2 separate regions of the Homo sapiens genome follow, and region 1 is linked to region 2. Evidence: chromatin contacts called from ENCODE Hi-C or POLR2A ChIA-PET data. All regions are on one chromosome and are shown on one strand. Each heading gives the region's core, a stretch centred on a gene start or an enhancer-like site at or near the end of the contact. The rest is flanking DNA. Distances are from core to core; before and after follow the strand shown.

Evidence for each region. A loop is a pair of places that touch in the nucleus more often than their neighbours do. ChIA-PET counts read pairs that join two places held with the same protein, here RNA polymerase II (POLR2A). Pooled maps may share reads with other maps.
Region 1: a map of A673 shows a loop between it and region 2 (2.7-fold over the local background). The contact joins the enhancer-like site here to the promoter of BTBD18 in region 2. A Hi-C loop is called at or near these places in 2 of 168 maps with a recorded cell type or tissue (A673 and endothelial cell of umbilical vein) and 1 of 50 pooled maps. POLR2A ChIA-PET finds 5 or more read pairs at or near these places in 1 of 52 experiments (HepG2).

The regions. Positions count from the first base shown.
Region 1 is chr11:58,004,172-58,009,319 of GRCh38, reverse strand. It overlaps the pseudogene CYCSP26. Among named protein-coding and RNA genes, the nearest start is that of OR9Q1, 17 kb to the left of the region's middle. Within about 2 kb of position 2,184, at least 2 of the 41 ENCODE cell types and tissues checked have a DNase peak (open chromatin) inside an H3K27ac peak, as active enhancers do; they include endothelial cell of umbilical vein, where a contact is called at or near this core.
Region 2 is chr11:57,749,702-57,754,804 of GRCh38, reverse strand. It overlaps BTBD18 (BTB domain containing 18), which reads left to right and starts at 2,986. Exons shown (of 3, transcript NM_001145101.3): 1 at 2,986-3,264; 2 at 3,569-3,740. The coding sequence starts at 3,617. All of the region lies in intron 2 of TMX2-CTNND1 (TMX2-CTNND1 readthrough (NMD candidate)), which reads right to left.

The DNA of each region.
Region 1 (5,148 bases), core at 935-3,434, 260 kb before region 2:
CCCTAATATGAACTACTTTTTATTCTTCGTACATAGCGATTCCCCTCAGACCTACCCTTAGATTCTTCATCACCATCATTTTAGAGGTTGCCTTCACCTCTCTTCTGGATTAGATCTCATGTTTCCTGTATCCCATTTATTTCCCTTTCTTGGTTTACTATTTCATATTTGTGGAGCATATTCTTCCGTAGAGATTTTGATTGTTTTTTTGAGTTTTAGAAAATTTATACTTTATTGATAGGCTGTCTAAATGTAGAATTCTATTCTTCCCATTTATAATGTAAAAGGAATTGCTCCACTGTCTTCTGTGTTCTTGTTGGAATACAGAAGCCATTCTGATTCCTCGTCCTCTGAATATGTGTTGGTGGTGGTGGTGGTGTTGTCCTCTAAAAGCTGTTAGCATCTTCTCTTTATCCCTAGGTTCTGAAATTCCACAAGGATATGCCTTGGTGTAGGTCTATTATCATCCATTTTACTGGGCATTTGCTAACCCCTTTCAATATCCAAAATCCATGTGTTTTAATCTGGGAAATTTTCTTGAATTATTTTATTAATTTTTTGCCATGTACTTTTTCTGTTCTTTTCCTCTAGAACTTCGTGTTGTTCATATGTTAAATTTCCTGGACTGATCCTCCAATTTTCTTGTGTCTCTCTCTTATTTTCCTCTCTATATATTTTTGTTCTAATTTTTAGGTAAATTCCTCAACTTTGACTTCCAGCACTTTGACTGAATTTTTTCATTTCTGCCATCATGTTTTCAATTTCCAAATGTTATTTTTTTAAAAGATTATCTGAATTTTTAACATTCCGTCTGCTTCATAAATACAATATCTTGGTCGGGCGCAATAGCTCAGGCATGTAATCTCTTAGAACTTTGGGAGACTGAGGTGGGCAGATCGCTTGAGTTCAGGAGTTCAAGACCACCCTGGGCAACATGGCAAAACACCATCTCTACCAAAAAAAAAAAAAAAAAAAAAAACAATTAGCCAGGCCTGGTGGCACTTGCCTGTAGTCCCAGCTACTCAGGGCCTTTTACTCCAGGTCTAGAGGTTTCTAGAAGTGCTAGTTCATGAAACTTAGAGGACTCTCAGCATTAACTGGATTTTTCTCAGCTTTCTGAGACTGTAATAACTTAAGATCTGGCTTTCTCAGTTCTACTAATCAGTTACCACTCTTCCATCTCCTTTCCAGATTCCAAAATACTGTTACCATTGTCTCTTCACCTATTATCCCCATTCTTGTTGGTTTGTTCATCCCTTTATTGTAGTTCTACTATGCATTTGAATGATAGTGAAATTAAGCACAGGTAGCCAAACAGCCATTCTAACTCAAGGCTCCACATTTTTTTATTTCAATGACTATATTTTTTAATGTTCAGATTTTCTAATTGGTCCTTTTCATATCTCCTCATTCTGTTTTCAGCCTCTTTTTTCAAAATTTTTTATTTTTCAATGGAAGTTTTGATTTCATTTATTTATTTGAAATAATCAATACATTTACTTTAAAGTTTTATCTGATCATTCTGTAAAATTAATTTTATCTGAAGTGAATCCATGTTGATTGTTCGTTTGTTGACTTTTTTTTTTTTTTTTTTTTTTTTTTTTTTGAGACGGAGTCTCGCTCTTATCACCCAGGGCTGGAGTGCAATGGTGAGATCTCGGCTCGCTGCAACCTCCACCTCATCGGTTCAAGTGATTCTCCTGCCTCAGGCTCCCGAGTAGCCGGGATTACAGGCGCCCGCCACCATGCCTGGCTAATTTTTTTATTTAGTAGAGGCGGGGTTTCGCCATGTTGGCCAGGCTGTTTTGAACTCCTGGCCTCAAGTGATTCGCCCGCCTCGGCCTCCTAAAGTGCTGGGATTACAGGCGTGAGCCACCGAGCCCAGAGAGTTTGTTGACTTTTTTTTAGCATTAGCTTTTTTCCTTCAGTTTTGTATTTAGTTTATAGTCCCATTTGGAATTTGAAGTATTTTGCTCTTTTCGTTTTGTTTTTCATTCCCTCTCACTCCCCCTACTCCACCTCCATATTCAATTATCCTGTTGAAAGCTTTGGGGGTCTCCAATCCAGGTTCAGTTCTGGTAAGGGCAGTGAGAGGAACAGTCCTGCAGAACCACTGGGCCATGGCAATCCCAGGATGAGTCACAGGGGAAGCTCAACTCAGTTCTTGGTCACAAGGCTTTGTCTCATCCTTCTCTCCCAGTCTAGAGCTGGATGGAAGCCACTGCTCCTTCAGCACTTGGCACATGTTCATTTCCAGCCTCCTTCTATAAGGATAGGAGATGAGACATGAAACTCACCTTAGCCCTGGGCCTCCGTGGCTGAGAACCTGCCTCTGCTTTCCCATCTCTCAGGGAACACTTTTGACTCCTTTGCCACCACTGACTGCCACTGCATCCAAAACCCAGCAAGTCCACCAAGCCTTGCAGCCCTGATCACAGTTTGTGTTTCTGTGCCAGCCTGGATCTTCAAAAGCGCTTGTCTTGTAGTTGGGCCTGACTATGCCACCTTCTGTTTTCTCTTTTTACTTTATTCAGTAGGCCTATGTTTCTAGAGTGGAGGCAGTTCTTGAACTTACTACTCCATCTTGATCTGGCTCTCAGTAGGTTTTTTTGTTTTTTGTTTTTTTGATCTGTGATTTTGTTTTTAATTATCTTAAGTCTTATGATCACACATAATTTTTAAATTTGTGTATATCTCCTCTACTCTAATCCTTATAAGTTGGCAAAAGCACTATTCCCAATCACAAATACACAGTAGTTCTACAGTTTTATGTTCCTGGATGGCTGTTTAAAGACAATCTTAAATTATAATGTAGTCTGACTTAGATAGTAAGAATTCAAGAGTGAAGTTTAACTTGCTACTATTTTAAAGACATCTGACTTTATAGATCATCTATAAAATGTGAGAAGAGTTAAATAATCTTCATTTGATATTACACATAAACCACACTAAAATGTGTTTCAATAAGTAAAAGGAACCATTTTAAATACAGTGAATTCTAATTAGATTGGCATAGTTAAGGCCAAAAATATAAAAAAGACATTGCTATATTATCTTCAGCCCTTGCCTTTAAGAGACAAATGAGGCCAGGTGCAGTGGCTCACATCTGTAATCTCAGCACTTTGGGAGGCCAAGGCAGGCAGATCACTTGAGGTTAATACCAGCCTGGCCAACAGGTTTGATACCAGGTTTCATACCAGCCTGGCCAACATGGTGAAACCCTGTCTCTACTAAAAATACAAAAATTAGCCGGGCGTGGTGGCAGACACCTGTAATCCCAGCTACTCAGGAGACTGAGGCAAGAGAATCACTTAAACCCGGGAGGTAGAGGTTGCAGTGAGCCAAGATCATGCCATCGCACTCCAGCCTGGGCAGCAAGAGCAAAATTCCATCTCAAAAAAAAAAACAAAACAAACAAAATTCAAAAAACCCAAACATATTAATTTAACCACAAGACAATCTTAGTTTTAAATCAGGACTGCCCAATGAAAATGTTTTTTCAGTCATTCATGATCTGAATTCTGGTGTATGTAATCTATTAAATTATGGTACACATAAAAAAGTCATGAGACATTTCTGTTTTGTAATAAATGAGGCAGTGATGTATTATTACTCATAGTAGCTTTTTTTTTATATAAGCTATCAAATCTGCCCTTTCTGCCTTCTTTCTGCCTTCTTAATGCCAGCAAAGATCATTTTTGTTCCAGATATCTACTTCTTGGGATTCTCCAAATATTTCATCAGTGCATCCTCTCTCCAGGTGATGCCTTTGTTCTTATTGGCGTCTGTGTTAACAGAATCCAACAGCCTGATCTGTCTTTCACATGAAGAGACCATGGAGATTAGTCCCAGTCTTGTGTTTGCCTCCCTTTTCCATGGTGTGGCAGTGGGCACACTTCTGAACAAAAATCTTGCCTTTCTCAACATCACCCATATTTAATTTTCTCTTTCATTGCTGGCATTACGGAGCTTCCTACTCAGAAGCCGGATGTCCCGCTCTCCTCAGTAGGTATTCCTGAAGTTAGATCATTGAAGTGTGTAGACCTCAACCATGCTCATAATGTTGATGCCCAAAGTGGCCAGGCCAGGTCAGCAGTGGTATGAATGCACCTTAGGCTTAATGTTGTCTCTGTCTATTGCATATTACTGAAGCACCAGGCATCTAAGAGGCAGTCAAGGCTAAATATTAACCAAATCTAATTCTGAACATTCAGAATTCAAATACTAATAGAGTGAAATTGAATAAAATTGAAATAAATATTTGATGTTAATTCACCTTAGAAAAAATCCACTTCTGAGACACAACTGCAGAGCTTCACAGTGTTGTAGTAAGGGTTAAACGAATGGTGCGTGTAAGGCGCTTAGTACACTGTTCAGCACGTATTAAGTCTGCTAGCATACACTTGGTACTAGAATGCACTACAAAGGGGCCAGAGGAGTCAGTGGGTAGAGAGGTCTTTAGCGGATCAACAGGAAGGGAGAAACAAAGGGGAACAGGAAATGACTCTCCAGCCGACAGGGGGAAGGATTAAAAACAGAAAGATGATTATCACCAGTGAAATGATGTTTCCCTCCCTACCAGCAACCTTCACCCTGTACACAATAAGCAAAGAATTATCAACATAAATCCACAGGCTGTGTAAATCCAGAGAAGCTACAAGAAAGACAACATAGCTCCCAGACCCTCTGGAATGTACTGGAACCTTCTGTGAGGTCTGAGAGTCATCTTTGTTGTTCATACCTTTGTGTCTAGCACATAGTGAGCATTCAATAATTGTTGAATGAATGAATACATTAAAGGTTCTCAGAAAGGAGTTTCCATAGCAGATTCCAATACCAGCACCTGTGTGAATAAATGTATACTGTGGGTACAGAGAGGTAGCAAATCAGCAAAAAGAATATCCTCTCCACTTCCAGGATTTGGTACCATTAGAGTGCAAAAAGGGAAGAACCAAACCAAATAAATGAATGACCAACATTGACCATGGGGAGCATTCAGGGACATATCTTCAAAACAGGAAAATGGTGACATCTGGACTAAAAAGTATCTCAGCTGGGAATGGTGGCTCACACCTATAATCCCAGCATTTTGGAACGCCTAGGCAGGTGGGTCAGTTGAGCCCAGGAGTTTGAGACCAGCCTGGGCAA
Region 2 (5,103 bases), core at 1,737-4,236:
GAAAAGAAAAAAAAAGGAAAGAAAGCGAACAAGAGAAAGACAGAAGGAAGGAAGGGAGCGAGGGAGGGAGGGAGGGGGAGGGGAGGGGAAGGGAGGGAGGAAAAAGAAAGGAAACAAAGCAAACAAAAGAAAGACAGAAAGAAGGAAGGGAGGAAGGGAGGGAGGGAAGGAGGGAAGGGAAAAGAAAAGAAAGAGAAGAGAACAAGAGAAAGAAAGGAGGAAGGAAACAAGGGAGGGAGGGAGGGAAGGGGAAAAAGAAAGAGAAGAAGAAAAAGAAAATCAGTCCAAGTGCGGTAGCTCACGCCTGTAATGCCAGCACTTTGGGAGGCCAGGGTGGGTGGATCACCTGAGGTCAGGAGTTCGAGACCAGCCTGGCCAACATGGTGTAACCCTGGCTCTACTAAAAATACAAAACTTAGCTGGGCATGGTGGCATATGCCTGTAATCCCAGCTACTCAGGAGGCTGAGGCAGGAGAATTGCTTGAACCCTGAGGTGGAGGTTGCAGTGAGCCAAGATCACGCCTTGCACTCCAGCGTGGACAAGAAGAGCGGAACTCTGTTTCCAAAAAATAAATAAATAAATAAATAAAAGAAAAACAATTAAATCAGCCAGGCATGGTGGCACTTGCCTATAGCCCCAGCTACTCGGGAGGCTGAGGTGGAAGGATTGCTGGAGCTCCAGAGGTCGAGGCTGCAGTGAGCCGGGATCGCGTCACATCCTGGGCAACATTAATTACCTTTTTTTTTTTTTTCTGAGACTGAGTCTTGCTCTGTCACCCAGGCTGGAGTGCAGTGGCGTCATCTCGGCTCAGTGAAACCTCTGCCTCCCGGGTTCAAACGATTCTCCTGCCTCAGCCTCCCGAGTTGCTGGGATTACAGCACGCGCCACCAGGCCCGGCTAATTTTTTGTATTTTTGTAGAGACGGGGTTTCACCATGTTGGCCAGGCTGGTCTCTAACTCCTGACCTCGTGATCCGCCCCCCTCAGCCTCCCAAAGTCCTGGGATTACAAGCGTGAACCACCGCGCCAGGCCTAATTAACATTTTTTTAAAAAATCATCTCTGTAACGATAATGGAGACCGTTCGCGGGGGCGGGGGGGGGGATTTTCTGCAAAACCCCTGGGTCATTAGTTCTCCAAGATTTGGGGTTGGAGTGGAATCAGTGAAGAAACTGAATTCAGAAACTGCCCAAGGACCTTATTCCATAACATCTCTGGTCTTAGGAGATTTCTAAATTAGCCATATGGGGGACCCGGTGTTACCAGAGCCATCCAGAGACTTCCATCACGAAACATGGAGCGCTCCAGGCAGAGCCAAGGGCATCTACTGCCTCTTCAAAGGGAAGACGGACATGACCCTTAACCGCCTTGGCGCCTGCTCTACTACAGCATCCCTACCCTCTTTTTCGGTGTGTTTTCATCAAGTGCTGAGGCAGACGACGGCTTTCACAAGAATTCCTCCCTGACGGGCCCATCCCCCTGCCTCTTGCAGCCCAGCCATCTTCCCTCAGCCCTCAAGTCCCTCGAGACTTAGCCTCCCGCCCAAAGCGCTCCTCCTGTTCTGATTGGTTCTCCCGGGAGCCTTCGGCCAATGGGGATGACGTATGCCGGACGACGTAGGCCCGAGGACTCGGGAGGAGGAGGGGCGTAGGGCTCTGCGACGCGCAGCGCGCTAGGACGGTGGCACGAGGTGTGTGGCGCTGGCCGCGTGGCCTTACAACCCTCGCTATCACTACCACCCAGTGCATGTGGGTGCTGAAGCCCGCAGGGATACAAGGGCGCCAGGGGCTGCCTGCAAAGTCTATGCTGGCGGAGGTGGCCGTGACGGGAAGTCCTGACTTTGGGCCTCCCGGATCCCCACGGTCCATTCCCAGAAACCCTCGCGCCTAGGAGTCTTTCTTCAAAGGAGTTGGGCCAGGGCGCCCAAGCGTGCGGGCCACCCCGCTTTGCAGGGCTCTCCCTGAAGCCCTGCTTTCTCCGCCAACACCGATTCCCTTGCTTCTGGATGGGGAGGTGAAGCACTCAGCCGTTGGCCCACCTGCGCATCTTTGCTCAGCCTCCTGACTCAACGCTGAACATTGAGAGGAAGCAAGGCAGGCTGGACAGAGGACAAGCACAGAGAAGGCAACAGGAGCAAAGTCTACCGAAAAGCTATTTCAAGTTGGGTCTGGAGGCAAGGCCAGGCGATCGTGGATTGAGAAGCTTCCCCAGGGCCCTTGCAACAGCTGCCATCCTCCATCCACATCTCTCTCACTGGGATGGGAATTTTTTTTTTTTTTTTGAGACGGAGTCTCGCTCTGTCGCCCAGGCTGGAGTGCAGTGGCTCTATCTACAACCTCTGCCTCCCAGGTTCAAGCGATTCTCCCACCTCAGCCTCCTGAGTAGCTGAGATTACAGGCGCCTGCCACCATGCCCGGCTAATTTTCGTATTTTTGTAGAGACGGGGAGTCACCATGTTGGCCAGGCTGGTCTCAAACTCCTAACCTCAGGTGATCCACCCGCCTCGGCCTCCCAAAGTGCTGGGATTACAGGCGTGAGCCACCCCGCCCAGCCAAGCCCGCCTTCTCTTAATTTACCTTTTCATTCTTCTTTCCTGATAGTTTTGACGTGAACTGTTCGGACCCTCAGTGCTACCTGATAGAAAACTGCATTCCAGGAAAGGAACACAGCTGTGCAGTGAGTGGGGGGGTTTCGGAGCTAAAAAGCTGGACATAAGCCTGAAGTCAGAATACTCAGTTTGTTTTGGGAGGGGTAAAATGCTTTACTATCCTTGCTGCATTGTTAGCCTGGTAATTAACTATACAAACGTAAAGGCCAAATTCTTTGCCTACTACCAGGGTCAGTCAGGCTCGCTTTGGTCAAGTACACCCAGCCAAGGGTGGCAACGTCCTTGGTTCTGTGAGAGACCTTCCCGCAGAGTCAGAGGCTTCTCTTCTTTATTGTGCACCCTCTGCTGGTTAGTGTGATACAGTGAGCTCAGAGAAAAGGCGCATACGACTTACTAGAGATAATTTTATACCCAGTAATGTTTCCTTAAAAGTGTTAACTTGAAGATTATACCTGTGGAGCTGGGATGTGGTGCTCAGGAAGAATATAAGTAGTCAGCATTGTAGCAGTTGAGTCTCAGTGGTAATGGAAATGAGGAAGGTTGAAGGATAATAATAGTTACCATTTGGGGCTTGGTAGTTATTTTGTGCCAGGCACTCACTGTGCTAAGCAACTTTACCTTCACTGACTCATTTAATCTTTAAAACAACCCTACAAGGTAAGTACTATTATTCTATTTCATGGATAGGAAAGTGAGACTCAGAGAAGTTAGGTCACCTGTGTGAGATTATACAGCCAGGCTAATAAATAGAGCCAAGACCCAAACCTAGGCTTATCTCTGAGCTCCCACATGTAACCACTATGATAATTTTCTTTCTTGAGATATCCTTGGCACAATTTCTGGGCTGATGTTTCCTCAACTCATACTATTATCTCTCACTTTCAAAATTCCCCTGCCATTTCAAAGACAAAAAACAAATTAGATGTAACCATGCCTCTGAAATGTATTATCTCACCTACAGGAGTCTGATCTGTGAAAACCTAGAAGGTTTGTTAAGACTCTTGCCAACATGTGCTCTCCTGCCAGTCCCAAAATCCTATACAGGAACCCCCGGTTCCTCAGGTTAGCTTTTCTGCAGCTTCATCACCAGCAGCAGAGTGATGTGTTCTGTGATGTCCTTCTGCAGGCAGAAGGTAAGAGAGTGGTCGGAATTCAACTGAAAACTCACCATAGAATAAGATAAAATGAGTTCAGAGCCAGAGGGTAAAGGACAAAATCAGCAAAATATTACTGCCTATGACCACTGTAAACTATTTGGTAAAGGGCTGTTTGTTTCTAGGACAATTACTACTGTTTTCAAGAGTGAAATTGTGACTTTGCTTCTTTCTCTTAAATAATGAATCTAATTGTAAAGTTTTATAAGCAGATACATTCTATATAACATGGATAATATTCCAATGGGATGGTTGTGAAGATTAAGAGTTAATGTGGGTAAGCACTTAGAATAGTGCTTTTAATATACTAACCACAATATGTGTTAGATGATACTATTATGTTTTCTTTTTGAGAGTCTCACTCTCTTGCCCAGGCAGGAGTGTGGTGGCACAATCACAGCTACCTGCAACCTCCACCTCCTGGGTTCAAGTGATTCTCATGCCTTAGCTTTCTCAAGTAGCTGAGATTACAGGCATGCGCCACTACGCCCAGCTAACTTTTGTATTTTTAGTAGAGATGAGGTTTTGCCATGATGGCCAGGCTGGTCTCAAACTCCTGGCCTCAAGTGATCCACCCGCCTGGGCTTGCCAAAGTGCTGGGATTATAGGCGTGAGCCACCACGTCCGACCCTTTTCCCATTTTCTTTTTTGTTGTTGTTTTGTTTTTGAGACAGAGTCTCTCTCTGTCTCCCAGGCTGGAGTGCAATGGCACGGTCTCAGCTCACTGCAACCTCCACCTCCCGCGTTCAAGCGATTCTGCCGCCTCAGCCTCCCGAGTAGCTGGGACTACAGGTGCGTGCCACCACACCCGGAAAATTTTTTGTATTTTTAGTAGAGATGGGGTTTCACTATGTTGGCCAGACTGGTCTCGAACTCCTGACCTCATGATTCACCTGCCTCAGCCTCCCAAAGTGCTGGGATTACAGGCGTGAGCCACGTTGCCCGGCCTGCTTAATTTATTTAATCTTCAAATTGATGACTTTTGTTGTTTGTTGCTAGAACTAAAAATGTATAGGTTATTTCCACCCCTTCACTTCACACTGGAAATGTTAATTCAGCATAAAGTAGACCCTGATATATAATGTACAAGGCCCAAGATTAGGAGTCAGAGTTACTAAGTAGATCCTGATATATAAAGGCCCAAGAAATGGGCAGGTAACTTCATCTCTCTGGGGCTCAATGTCTTCATTTATAAAAAATAATTATGATAACCAATATTGTATACCACTCTACAGTTTGTGGATTACATACAGTATAGTGTCTCATTTGATTTTTTTTTTTTTTTTTTTTTTTTTTTTGAGATTCTTGCGCTGTCGCCCAGGCTGAAGTGCAATTGCGCGGT